Linked DNA regions of Homo sapiens: region 2 is linked to region 1. A link is an interaction called in ENCODE POLR2A ChIA-PET data of the cell type or tissue named here. Cell type or tissue: GM12878. All regions are shown on one strand. Each heading gives the region's core, and the rest is flanking DNA. Links, peaks and the distances in the headings are about the cores only.

Evidence for each region. ChIA-PET counts read pairs that join two places held together with the same protein. Peaks named below come from ENCODE experiments on the same cell type or tissue, not always from the same donor. Only the 100,000 strongest peaks of a DNase experiment are listed, where the experiment ranks them.
Region 2: POLR2A ChIA-PET joins it to region 1 with 5 read pairs; 6 of 35 experiments call an interaction of 5 or more read pairs at or near these places.

The regions. Positions count from the first base shown.
Region 1 is chr16:29,640,084-29,648,221 of GRCh38, reverse strand. No RefSeq gene overlaps it. Among named protein-coding and RNA genes, the nearest start is that of SPN, 19 kb to the left of the region's middle. RefSeq lists enhancers at 2,180-2,474, 3,372-3,641, 4,598-4,657, 4,778-4,897. In GM12878, for the core only: no CTCF peak of the experiment used is centred there; DNase peaks (open chromatin) are centred at 2,351, 2,775 and 3,711; H3K4me3 peaks cover 363 bases; H3K27ac peaks cover 2,500 bases.
Region 2 is chr16:29,737,140-29,742,775 of GRCh38, reverse strand. C16orf54 (chromosome 16 open reading frame 54) reads left to right here. Exons shown (of 2, transcript NM_175900.4): 2 at 1-313. Among named protein-coding and RNA genes, the nearest start is that of C16orf54, 6.0 kb to the left of the region's middle. RefSeq lists enhancers at 3,915-3,964, 4,255-4,354. In GM12878, for the core only: no CTCF peak of the experiment used is centred there; a DNase peak (open chromatin) is centred at 4,055; H3K27ac peaks cover 524 bases.

The sequences.
Region 1 (8,138 bases), core at 2,277-4,776:
AGATCAGAAGATCGAGTCCATTCTGGCTAACATGGTGAAACCCCGTCTCTACTAAAAATACAAAAAAATTAGCCAGGCGTGATGGCGGGCGCCTGTAGTCCCAGCTACTCGGGAGGCTGAGGCAGGAGAATGGCATGAACCCAGGAGGCGGAGCTTGCAGTGAGCCGAGATCGCGCCACTGCACTCCAGCCTGGGCGACAGAGCAAGACTCTTTCCCCAAAAAAAAAAAAAAAAAAAAAAAAAAGATATTGCTGGCCAGGTGCAGTGGCTCACACCTGTAATCCCAGCATTTTGGAGGCCGAGGTGGGCTGATCACCTGGGGTCAGGGGTTCGAACCAGCCTGGCCAACATGGTGAATCGCTGTCTCTACTAAAAATACAAAAATTAGCTGGGCACAGTGGCAGGTGCCTATAATCCCAGCTACTCGGGAGGCTGAGGCAGGAGAATCATTTGAGCCCGGGAGGCGGACGTTGCAGTTAAACCGAGATCCACTACTGCACTCCAGCTGGGCGACAGAGCAAGGCTCCATCTCAAAGAAAAAAAAAATTGCTACACTATGTTACAATAAAAACAGGGTGTTATAAAAAAGAAAGAGGCCAGGCACAGTGGCTCACGCCTGTAATCCCAGCACTTTGGGAGGCTGAGGCAGGTGGATCACCTAAGGACAGGAGTTCGAGACCAGCCTGACCAACAAGGTGAAACCCTGTCTCTACTAAAAATACAAAAAAAAATTTAGCCGGGTGTGGTGGCAGGCACCTGTAGTCCCAGCTATTCTGGGAGCTGAGGCAGGAGGATCGCTTGAACCCAGGAGGAGGAGGTTGCAGTGAGCCAAGATCACACCACTGCACTCCAGCCTGGGCGACAGAGTGAGACTCCATCTCAAATAAATAAATAAATAGAGCAAAGACTGAATTCTTAGAAATTAAAGCTATGATACTGAATTACTAAAAGCATTAGAATAAAGAAGCTGGGCACAGTAGCTCACTCCTGTAATTCCTGCAGTTTGGGAGGCCAAGGAGAATGGCTTGAGGCCAGAAGTTCAAGACCAGCCTGGGTAATATAGCAAGGCCTCATCTGTACAAACACAAACAGGAAGTGTTGTAATAAAAAGTTAATAAATTATCCCAGAAAACTGCCAGGTGTGGTGGATCATGCCTGTAATCCCAGCACTTTGGGAGACCAAGGCAGGCGGATCACCTGAGGTCAGGAGTTCGAGATCAGCCTGGCCAACGTAGCAAAACCCCATCTACTAAAAATACAAAAATTAGCCAGGTGTGGTGGCAGGCGTCTGTAATCCCAGCTACTTGGGAGGCTGAGGCAGGAAAATCGCTTGAACCCGGGAGGCGGAGGTTGCCATGAGCCAAGATTATGCCACTGCACTCCACCCTGGGTGACAGAGTGAGACTCTGTCTCAAGAATAAAAAATTTAAAAAATAAATAAAGCTGGGCGCGGTGGCTCACGCCTGTAATCCCAGCACTTTGGGAGGCCAAGGCAGGTGGATCACGAGGTCAGGAGTTTGAGACAGGAAGCTGAGGCAGGAGAATAGCTTGAACCCAGGAGGCAGAGGTTGCAGTGAGCCAAGATCGCTCCACTGCACTCCAGCCTGGGACAGAGTGAGACCCCATCTCAAAAATTGATTAATTAATTAATTATCCCAGAAAATAGAACTCCCAGAAGGTGTAGGGGTGGAGAAGAAAATATGAGAGAAAATATATGAGACTGCCGCTCTAACATAGAGATCCAATAAGTGGCGGCTTAAAGAAGAGACGTGTCGGCCGGGCGCAGTTGCTCACACCTGTAATCCCAGCACTTTGGGAGGCCAAGGTGGGTGGATCATGAGGTCAGTAGTGTGAGACCATCCTGGCCAACCCCGTCTCTACTAAAAATACAAAAATTAGCCAGGCATGGTGGCGCATGCCTGTAATCCCAGCTACTTGGGAGGCTGAAGCAGGAGAATCACTTGAACCCAGAAGGCAGAGGTTGCAGTGAGCCGAGATTGTGCCACAGCACTCCAGCCTGGGACAGAGTGAGACTCTATCTCAAAAAAAAAAAAGAAGAGACGTGTCTGCAAAAAACAAATAAATAAATAAACAAAAGAAGAGACATGTTCAAGTGAAATGGTGGTAGTTAGGGAGGCAGCTCTGCTTCTCTCATTGCTCAGGGACCAAGGGCCCTTCCTCATCACTTTTCTGCCATCGGTAGGGCACCGTTTGTCACCTGCACGTTTGAATCTGTTGTGGGGATCTCCAGCCAGCAGGAATGGAGAGTATGAAGCTGGCCTACTTCCTAAGGCCAAAGACCAGAAGTCACATACATCACCTCCTCACATTCTATTGGTGGAAACTTAGTCACATGACCATGCCTACTGCAAGGGAGGCTGGGACATGCAGTTCCACCATGTTCTTGGGGAAGAAGGGCTCATTGGATTTTGGATAATGAGTAGTCTTTGCCACAGAGACACAGCCAGGCAATCCAAGAGGCCCAAAAGCTAACCAATAGGAGTGCCAGGAAGAGAGAACCCAAGAAATGGAAGAAGGAGAATGATCAGAGATCATTCTCACTCTGATGAGAAACATGCGTCTTCAGGCTGAAAAGCCCACCTAGTGCCTGCCCAATGAAAGAAAACCCATGCCGGGCACACTGGAACCCCAAAAGTGTCATGTACGACTTAGCTATTTCCTAAGGAACAGGAAGCAGCTGGTGATTAGGTTAACATAAATGAAAGAAAGAAAAAAGTCCCAGGGTAAGAAAAAATTAATAGAATGAACACCACATTAGGCTCTGAACTTCCTGGGGCTGGCCCTGAAAGGGAAAATTTACATAAGTTCCTCCTTTTTGACTATAAGAACTAGTTCCTTAGAGAAGGTCAATATTTCGTGACACTCACTTCTAAAATTAATTTTCATATAAGAACATATCTTATGCCAGTTGATGTCATGGATATAATGGCTGATGGGCAACACACCACTCCTGAGAAAGGCTTGGGCACTGGAGTCAGACCAACCTGAAGGCAGCCACCACTCACTGTGTGCCCTTGGGAACATTTCTGAGTCTCAGTTTTCCTCACCTTTAAAATGGGCATAGTAAAAGGAAAAGAAGAGCCAGGCATGGTGGCACAGTAGTAGTCCAGTAATCCCAGCCAAGGAGGCCAAGGCAGGAGGAGTTTTGAGGCCATCCTGGGGACCATAGGGAGACCCTGTCTCTCTAGATTTAAAAAATATATTAAAAAGTAAAGAAAAATGGGCACAGAGTATTTATCTCACAACATTATTAATTTGTTCTTTAATTCCGCAAATATTTGTTGAACACCAACCATGTGTCCGGCATAGGATTGTGACAATTAATGAAATCAAGGGCCAGTCACCTGTCCTCTTGGAGGTAGCCTTCTCCGGAGTGAGACAGACTCTACATATGTAGGAAGCAGGCATCATGGAGAAACATCACGCAGGAAAGTGGGGGAAGGAAGTGCTCCTTTCTACAGGCTGATGTCTCTGAGAAGGGGACATCTGAGGGGAGACTTGAGGGAAGAGAGGGAGCAGCCATGAGATGTTCATGGGGAATCCCACGGACAAACAAAGCCAGTTCAAAGGCCCTAACCTGGGTCCTGCTTCGCGTGTTCTGGGAAGCCCAAGGAGGCCAGTATGGCTGGAGCAGAGTGCATGAAAAGCGAAGTCAAGAGGAAAGGGGGCCATAGGGCACGGCTTTAGGTCATTATTAGCACTTTCACTCTGAGTCAGTGTGGAGAGTTTAGAGAGCTTCAACTTTGTTTTGTTCTGTTTTCTAGAGACAGAGTTTTATTCTGTGGCCCAGACTGGAGTACACTGGTGCAATTATGGCTCACTGCGGCCTCCAACTTCTGGGCTGAAGCGACCCTCCCACCTTAGCCTCCTGAGTGGCTGGGACCACAGGTGTGTGCCATCATGCCCAGCTTTTTTTTTTTTTTTTTTTTTTTTTTTTGATACAGAGTCTTGCTCTGTCACCAGGCTGGAGGGTAGTGGCACGATCTTGGCTCACTGCAACCTCTGCCTCCCTGGTTCAAGCAATTCTCCTGCTTCAGCCTCCCAAGTAGCTGAGACTACAGGCACGTGCCACCATGCCCAGCTAATTTTTGTATTTTTAGTAGAGACGGGGTTTCACCATGTTGGCCAGGATTGTCTTGATCTCTTGACCTTGTGATCTGCCTGCCTCAGCCTCCCAAAGTGCTGGGATTACAGGCGTAAGCCACTGCGCCCTGCCGCTGATTTTTGTATTTTTTGTAGAGACAGGGTCTTGCTATGCTGCCCAGGTTGGTCTCAAACTCCTGGGCTCAAGTGATCACCAGGGTTTCTTGACAGATTGGATTTGGGGATGTGTGAGAGAGGATTGAGGACAACACCAAGGTTTTCGGCCACACCAACTGTAAGAATAGAATTGTTGTATTCTGATATGGGAAGGCTGCAGGAGGAGCAGGTATGGGGGAGAAGATAAAGAGTTCATTTTGGGCCCGGGCACGGTGGCTCACACTTGTAATCCTACCACTTTGGGAGGCAGAGGCAGGCAGATCGCTTGAGCTCAGGAGTTTGAAACCAGCTTGGCCAACAGGGTGAAACCCTGTCTGTACTAAAAATACAAAAAATTTGCCGGGTGTGGTGGCACGTGCCTGTAATCTCAGCTACTCGGGAGGCTGAGGCAGGAGAATCACTTGAACCTGGGAGGCGGAGTTTGCAGTGAGCCAAGATCAGGCCACTGCACTCCAGCCTGGGCAACAGAGCAAGATTCTGTCTCAAAAAAAAAAAGTTCATGTTGGGACATGTTAAGTTTGTGTTGCCTGTCAGACACCCAAGGGGAAGTTTCAAGTGAGCAGTTCTGAAGCTCACAGAAGAGGTCTGCAGTGAAGATGAAAACTTGGGGGACATCAACATTTGGATGATATTTAAAGCCAGGGGTCTGTGTGAGCTCAACTCAAGAGTGAGTGTCACCAGGCACCATGGCTCATGCCTGTAACCCTAACACTTTTGGAGGCCAAGGTGGGAGGATCACTTGAGCCCAGGAGTTTGAGACCAGCCTAGGCAACACGGTGAGACCCTATCTCTACTTAAAATTTTAAAAATTAGCCAGGCAGGGGGGCATGTGCCTGTGGTCCCAGCTACTTGGGAGGCTGAAGTGGGAGGATTGCTGTAACCCAGGAGTTTGAGTTTGGAGTGAGATAGGATTATGCCACTGCACTTCAACCTGGGTGACAGAACAAGATTCTATCTCAAAGTTAAAAAAAAAAAAAAAAAAAAGAGTGGCCAGGCGCCATGGCTCACGCCTGTAATCCCAGCACTTTGGGAGGCTGAGGCGGGCAGATCACGAGGTCGGGAGATCGAGACCATCCTGGCTAACACGGTGAAACCCCGTCTCTACTAAAAATACGAAAAATTAGCCAGGCGTGGTGGCGAGCGCCTGTAGTCCCAGCTACTCAGGAGGCTGAGGCAGGAGAATTGCATGAACCCAGGAGGCGGAGCTTGCAGTGAGCCAAGATCGTGCCACTGCACTCCAGTCTGGGCGACAGAGCGACACTCCGTCTCAAAAAAAAAACAACGAAAAACGAGTGAGTGTCAATTAGGAGAAGAGGACCAACACAGACATAAGAAGTGGGTGCCACTTCACTTACAGAGAGGGCAGTGACAGCTCAGAGATTCTGTGTCTTGCCCACGGTCACACAGCTGGTAAGGGGTAGGATCCGAATTCACAATGAGGTCCTAGTTCAGATCTTTTTGCACTCTATTAGAGTAATCCATACAGACTTCTGTTGATCTAAGTCGACCCGTGGCTATAACTGGAAATAGTTAAGGAGTGTTCACTCAGCCCTCAAGCCTTGAGAGAGAGTCTCGCCCTGTCACCAAGGCTGGAGTGCAGTGGTACGATCTCGGCTCACTGCAACCTCCGTCTCCCGGGTTCAAGCGATTCTCCTGCCTCAGCCTCCCAAGTAGCTGGAACTACAGGTGCCTGCCACCATGCCCAGGTAATTTTTGTATTTTTAGTAGACATGGGGTTTCACCACATTGGCCATGCTGATCTTGAACTCCTAACCTCAAGTGATCCGCCCGCCTCGTCCTCCCAAAGTGCTGGGATTACAGATGTGAGCCACTGTACCCAGCCAGCAGCTGGGCTTTTGAGAAGATTTGGAGAATCAAGAGTCCACAATTCTTGATTCTCAGTGTGGGCCTGGAGGTTGCATGGGTTTGCAATACATTGAGTCTGGGCAGATGTGTGCGCCTAGCAAAGCCAGAGGTGGTAGCAGCCATCACAGGTTTCCAAAGCTGGGGCCCTGGCCACCTAAGTATCAGCCAGTACAGACACAATATTAGATCTGCCCCAGCCCTTGAACAACTGATGGGGCACTCAGTATCACACCTCAATCGGCCTCCCTCCATTGGAGGACTGACTCCATTCCTCAATATCAAGATAAGTGTCACAGACTGTCCCTGTCCCAGCTCTAAATTAAAGGTAATGATGCTGCCCTCTCCAGGACAGTCATAAAGTTAAACAAGAAAATAGTGAAATTACGCACAGAGTTTACTATTTTTCTTTTCCTGTCTCAGCCTTTAAGAACTCAGTAAAGGCCAGGCGAGGTGGCTCATGCCTATAATCCCAGCACTTTGGGAGGCCAAGGTGAGCAGATCACCTGAGGTCAGGAGTTCGAGACCAGCCTTGCCAACTTGGCAAAATCCTGTCTCTACTAAAAATACAAAAATTAGCTGGACTTGGTGGCAGGCACCCGTAATCCCAGCTACTTGGGAGGCTGAGGCAGGAGAATCATTTGAACCCGGTAGGCGGAGGTTGCAGTGAGCCGAGATCATGCCACTGTACTCTCCAGCCTGGGTGACAGAGCGAGACTCGGTTAAAAAAAAAAAAAAAAAAGGAAAGAGGAAAGGAAGAGAGAGAGAAAGAGAAAGAAAGAAAAGGAAAGGAAAAGGAAAGAAGAAAAGAAAAAAGAAAGGAACAGAACAGAACTAAGCAAAGATCCCTCAGAAGGGACCTCCAGGGGTCCCCCCACCCTCGTATCTGTTCAGTTCTGTTTCCGTTCAGTTGGATGTGTCCCACCTAGGAAGTGGTTTCAGACAGGGTTCCTCAGAGCCCTGGGGTTCAGAGGTGATGTTTTGGGGTTTGTGGCTCTGGGCTGGTCATCATCTACCCTCACTCCCAGACCTATTCTCAGCCCTACCCTCTGCCCTGGAGGCTCCCCCACCCTCTGTTTTTTGTTTTGTTTTGTTTTGTTTTGAGATGGAGTCACGATCTGTTGCCCAGGCTGGAGTGCAGTGGCAGGATCTTGGCTCGCTGCAACCTCCGCCTCCCCGGTTCAAGCAATTCTTCTGTCTCAGCCTCTCAAATAGCTGGGATTACAGGTGCCCTCCACCACGCCCAACTAATTTTTTTGTATTTTTAAATAGAGACAGGGTTTTGCCATGTTGGCCAGGCTGGTCTCGAACTCCCGCCTGGACCTCCCAAAGTGCTGGGATTACAGGGGTGAGCCACCGCACCCGGCCTGGATTTCACTTGAGTTTAGCTAAAGGGAGGACTGGCTGGAGCTCCAAGGGGGAGGACAGTCAGGACATTTCTATTCTGCTCCCTTCCTGCTGTGCCTCACATCTCTGGCAGTGGCTTCATCTCCCCACCCACATCTGCAGCACCTGTCAGGTGGCCCCTTCTACATCCCCAGGTTTTAATGAGTTTCGGTAACACAGTTTCTGCCTGTTACCCCATCAGTCCTAGAAGCAGTAACAGGCTCCAATAGTTGCTAGTCTCTTAGGGCTTCAGCATTCCTTGTAGCCTCCTTTAACCATATCCATTTCTCCATAAGGAGTCCCTATATTAAAGCCTCCAGAACTGCGTGTTCCAATAGATAACAACTAGCCACATGTGGATACTTAAATTGGAGCCAGATGTGGTAGCTTACATCTGTAATCCCAGCTACTCAGGAGCTGAGGCAGGAAGATTTCCTTTTTTTTTGAGACAGAGTCTCGCTCTGTTGCCAGGATGGAGTGCAATGAAGCAATCTTGGCCCACTGCAACCTCTGACTCCCTGGTTCAAGCGATTTTCCTGCCTCAGCCTCCCGAGTAGCTGGGATTACAGGCACGTACCACCATGCCCAGCTAATTTTGGCATTTTTAG
Region 2 (5,636 bases), core at 2,800-5,299, 94 kb before region 1:
GCTATGTTGCCCAGGCTGGTCTTTAATTCCTGGGCTCGAGAGAGCCACTCATCCCCATCTCTCAGAGTGTTGGGATTACAGCCATGAGCCACCATGCCCGGCCAAACTTCAGCCTTGAATATTAGTGATTTTGCCATATTAGTTTACCATCTGTACAATTATTTGCTTTATATTTTTCTTTAAATTGGCTCATTATTCACTTAATGAAATTATTGCAACAGGAATCTTTTGTATCACTTCTGTAAATGGAAAACCAGTCTCATTTGCCATCAATAGAAGGTAAAACATGAAAATAAATACAATGTAAACAAAATTGTTAAGATCTAAATTCTGTTCCCTGCTGGAAGCATTGACCTAAAACTCTGCTCTTTGTTTTTGTTGTTGTTTTTGAGACGGAGTCTCGCTCTGTTGCCCAGGCTGCAGTGTGATGGCGCGATCTCCGCTCACTGCAACCTCCGCCTCTGGGTTTAAGCGATTCTCCTGCCTCAGCTTCCCAAGTAGCTGGGATTACAGGCGCCTGCCACCATGCCTGGCTAATTTTTGTATTTTTAGTAGAGACAGGGTTTTACCATGCTGGCCAGGCTGGTCTCGAACTCCTGACCTCATGATCTGCCCGCTTCAGCCTCCCAAAGTGCTGGGATTACAGGTGTGAGCCACCGCGCCCGGCACTGCTCTTTGTTAACAAGAAAAGGGAATGTTGATCTGCAAGTCAGAAAGTGTTAGATACTCTAGCACCACAATGAGACCTTCTGGAAGTGCCAAGGCAGACAGACAGCCCCGCACAGGGGGCGGGATGCTGTGTTGTTTAATGCTGTCCACGAAGTTCACCCACAGCCAGGAAACACTCACTTCTCCCTGCACAGTGGGCTAAGGAGCACTTGGAGCCTCTCATCCAATCCCTTGACCTCCCCTCTGATTTTTGGGATGTTGGAAGTTGACAGAGCAGCCAGAAACCCCAGGCAGAGGGACCGAGAGCCTAGTCCAGTCTCTTCTCCCAGGTGTAGTCACTGGCCAGCATCCTAAGCACTGTTTCTGAGCTGGGCACTGGGAGGGGAGGAATAAGACCTGGGCCCTGCCCTCAAGGAGCTCACAGTCTCTCTAGCGGCAGAGTAGGGAACAAAGGTAGGGGTGAGCTAAGATATGGACACAAAACTGACACCAGGGAGAGACCAGGGCCCTGTCCCATCTCTATCACTCATGAGCTGGGTAATGACATTCCTTATCATCACCATCAGTTGACAGCACTGGGTTGTGGGGACTCTGCCCACGAGGAGTGAACAGACCTGAGAGAAACAGAAGATACAGGCAGGTGTTCAGAGGTCAGATGCTTCCATGCCATGGGTTCAGGAAAGGCACTGCAGTGTGGAAGAAATGCAGGGACAAGGCCCCAGTTCATGATCTGCCTCCATCACCTTATTCACTTAGAGACTTCAGAAAACAGAGTTTTGTATTATGGGGCCTCATGTGCTTTTTTCATGTACAAAAAGACAGCTGAAAGTTGAACAAGATGTTCTATTGGGACTTTTCTAGCTGTGACATTTGAGAATGAGTGAAGGGGGCCAGCCCCTCCACACCTGTGGGTATTTCTTGTCAGGTGGGGCAAGAGACTGAGAAAAGAAATAAGATGCAGAGACAAAGTATAGAGAGAGAACAGTGGGCCTAGGGGACCAGCGCTCAGCATACGGAGGACCTGTGCGGGCACTGGTCTCTGAGTTCCCTTAGTATTTATTGATCACTATCTCTACTATCTCAGTGAGGCGGATATGGCAGGACTATAGGGTAATGGTAGGGAGAGGGTCAGCAGGAAAACGTGAGCAAAGGTCTCTGTGTCATAAATAAGTTTAAGGAAACGTGCTGTGCCTCGATGTGCACGTAGGTCAGATTTATGTTTGACTTTACACAAACATCTCAGAGCAGTAAAGAGCAGTATTGCCGCCAGCATGTCTCACCTCCAGCCATAAGGTAGTTTTCTCCTATCTCAGTAAATAGAATGTATGATCGGGCCTTACACCGAGACATTCCGTTCCCAGGGACGAGCAGGACACAGATGCCTTCCTCTTATCTCAACGGCAAAGAGGCCTTCCTCTTTCACTAATCCTCCTCAGCACAGACCCTTTACGGTGTTGGGCTGGGGGACAGTCAGGTCTTCCCCTTCCCACAAGGCCATATCTCAGGCTGTCTCAGTGGGGAGAAACCTTGGACAATACCCAGGCTTTCTTGGGCAGAGGTCCCTGCAGCCTTCCGCAGTGCATTCTGTCCCTAGATACTCGATAATGGAGAATGGCAATGACTTTTACCAGGCATATTGCCTGCAAACACATTTTTAACAAGGTGCATCCTGCACAGCCCTAAATCCATTAAACCTTGAGTCAACACAGCACATGTTTCTGCGAGCACAGGGTTGGGACTAGGGTTACAGATTAACAGCATCTCAAGGCAGAATTTTTCTTAGTACAGAACAAAATGGAGTTTCTTATGTCTTCTTCTTTCTACAGAGACACAGTAACAGTCAGATCTCTCTTTCTTTCCCCCACAGTGAGTAAAATGAAAGACGGTTGGATGGATGGATGGATGGATGGATGGATAAATAAATGAATGGATGGAAGACTAGATGGATGGATGAATGGATGGATGGATGGATGAATAAATGGATGGATGGATAGATGGACAGACGGACAGATGGATGGATGAATAGATGGATGGATGGATGGATGGATGGGAGAATGGATAGGTGAAGAGAATGGATGTGTGGATGAGTGGATGTATAGATAAATGGATGCATTGATACATGGATTTCTGCATGCGATCTTCCTGAGGCAGAGTCTAACTTGCTATCTGCAGAGTCATCTTTATATTTCCAGACCCAGAACATGGTCTAAAACACTATAGGAGCCTAATGAATGGGGAATGAATAAGTTCATAGATTAACAGACACATTCATTTTACTGTTTCTTCTTTTTACTTTAAACCTCTCCTGCTCACTTTTTTTTTTAGACGCATTCATTGACCGGAATCCCACTCATTTTTAACACCATCTTATTTCTTTCTCATATTGATGTCTTCTTTTATATCTTTAGAAATTTAAACCACACTTGCTGTATGGTTCTTTGCCAAATAATGCTATTCTCTGGAGTTCTGGAGTTGGAGCTAATCCTGCTATATGCTGTGTCTGCTTACTGTCATTCATGAAGATTGTTTCCTCTTATGTTTTGTAATTTTGAGCTGTGAATTCAGCTTCAGCAGGGTGTTATCAGTGGGAATGCACATGCCCACCAAGGTTCAAAGAGGTTTCACATCTGCTTCTGCCAAGAGCTCTTCATGGGTGTTACCAACCCTGGACTACATTGTTATTATTATTATTATTATTATTTATTATTATTATTATTTTGAGACAGAGTCTTGCTCTGTTGCACAGGCTGGAGTGCAGTGGTGCGATCTCAGCTCACTGCAACCTCCACCTCCCAGGGTCAAGCAACCTCCACCTCCCGAGGTCTCCTGCCTCAGCCTCCCGAGTATCTAGGATTACAGGCTCCTGCCAACATGCCCGGCTAATTTTTGTATTTTTAGTAGATACGTAGTTTCACCATGTTGGCCAGGCTGGTCTTGAAATCCTAACCTCAGGTGATCCTCCCACCTCAGCCTCCCAAAGTGCTGGGATTATAGGCACGAGCTACCACACCTGGCCTGGACTATATTATTTGTTGACATTTGGGCTTCCCAGACCATGCAGATGATGTAAACTTGAACCCCAAGTCCAAGTGAGGCCAAGCCTTTGGTTATGAATTCTCAAAAGAGACCATTTATTGTCACCAAATCTCAGAGTGAAACAGACAAGGTCCTTTTATGCTCCCTGAACTGGAGGCAGATTTTTTTCCTAGTTTACTCTTTCACCAAGGATGTCACCCCTTAAGGGTACAAGCTTTCTATTAGTGTTTATGTTTTCAGTTCCCCAGACAAGGCCTTATCTCCAATCTCTAGGTAGGTGTAAAGCCCTAGGCCCTTCAATGCCAAGATCACAGCCACCCAGCAAGTTGCACAGCTCTAGTGTTCAGTTTCCTCTTCGTGCCTCCTGGGGATTTCCCTTTCTTTTTTGCAACTAAGCTGCATGTTTTAAAGGATGTTTGTTTGGTTTTATGCAGCGCTTCTAGATGCATAGTGGTGAGGACATGCTTGTCAGGTTATTCCATTCACACTATCACCCAAAAGGCTATTTCCCCATATAAATAAGTTGACATCTCTCCCACCTTAAAACAACCAGCCAACCAACAACTCTTTTTTTTTTTTTTTCTTTTTTCTGAGATAGGGTCTCACTCTGTCACCCAGGCTGGAGTGCAGTGGTGCAGTCACGGCTCACTGCAGCCTCAATCTCCTGGGCTCAAGCCATCTTTCTGCCTTGGCCTCCCAAGTACCTGGGGTTACAGGCACATGCCACCAGATCTAACTAGTATTTTGACTTTTGTAGGCATAGGGTCTCACCATGTTGCCCAGGCTGGTCTCAAACTCCTAGCCTTAAGTGATCCTCCCTCCTCAGCCTCCCAAAGTGCAGGGATTACAGGGGTGAGTCATGTCCAGCTCCAACAACTCATTCTCTACCCCTCACACACAGCACGACTTCTCACCTCCTTCACAGCCAAACGTCTGGGAAGAGCCGTCTGTCCTAGCAGTCTACACTTTCTCATCTTCCCCTCCCTCTGCAACTGGTTGCAGGCTTCCATGGGCTTCCAGCACTCTACAGAAACGACTGCCATCAAAATCATGACCTGCTGTTTTAATCAAAGGACACTTTCAAGCCTCCTGCAGACAGCACTGGACACTTCTGGAAATGTTCTCTCCCCATGGCTCTGTGGCTTTACACACACCTGCTTTCCCTCCCCGCTACCCAGCCGTGCTCTCTGACTCTCTTTGCTGGCGGCATGCCTTCTCAAAGGTCAGTCCTGGGCTGCTTTTCCCCTCCCTCTGCACTCCTTCTGGGAAATTTCACCTAGGCCCAAGGCTCCAATTGCTATCTCTTTTTTTTTGAGACGGAGTTTCACTCTTGTTGCCCAAGCTGGAGTACAATGGCATGATCTCAGTTCACTGCAACCTCCGCCTCCTGGGCTCAAGCAATTCTCCTGCCTCAGCCTCCCAAGTCTCTGGGATTACAAGCGCACACTACCATGTCCAGCTATTTTATTTTTTTTTTTTGAGACGGAGTCTCGCTTTTGTCGCCCAAGCTGGAGTGCAATGGCATGATCTCAGCTCACTGCAATCTCCGCCTCCCAGGTTTGAGCGATTCTCCTGCCTCTGCCTCCCAAGTAGCTGAGATTACAGGCATCCACCACCATGCCCGGCTAATTTTTATATTTTTAGTACAGACGGGGTTTCACCATGTTGGCCAGACTGGTCTTCAACTCCGGACCTCAGGTGATCCGTCCACCTCATCCTCCCTAAGTGCTGGGATTCCAGGCATGAGCCACCGCGCCCAGCCTAATTTTGTATTTTTTTTTACTAGAGATGGGGTTGCACCATGTTGGTCAGGCTGGTCTTGAACTCCTGAGTTCAAGTGATCCACCCGCCTCAGCCTCCCAAAGTGCTGGGATACAGGCGTGAGCCAACTGCGCCTGGCCCCAATTACTATCTCATACCCTGATGTTCCC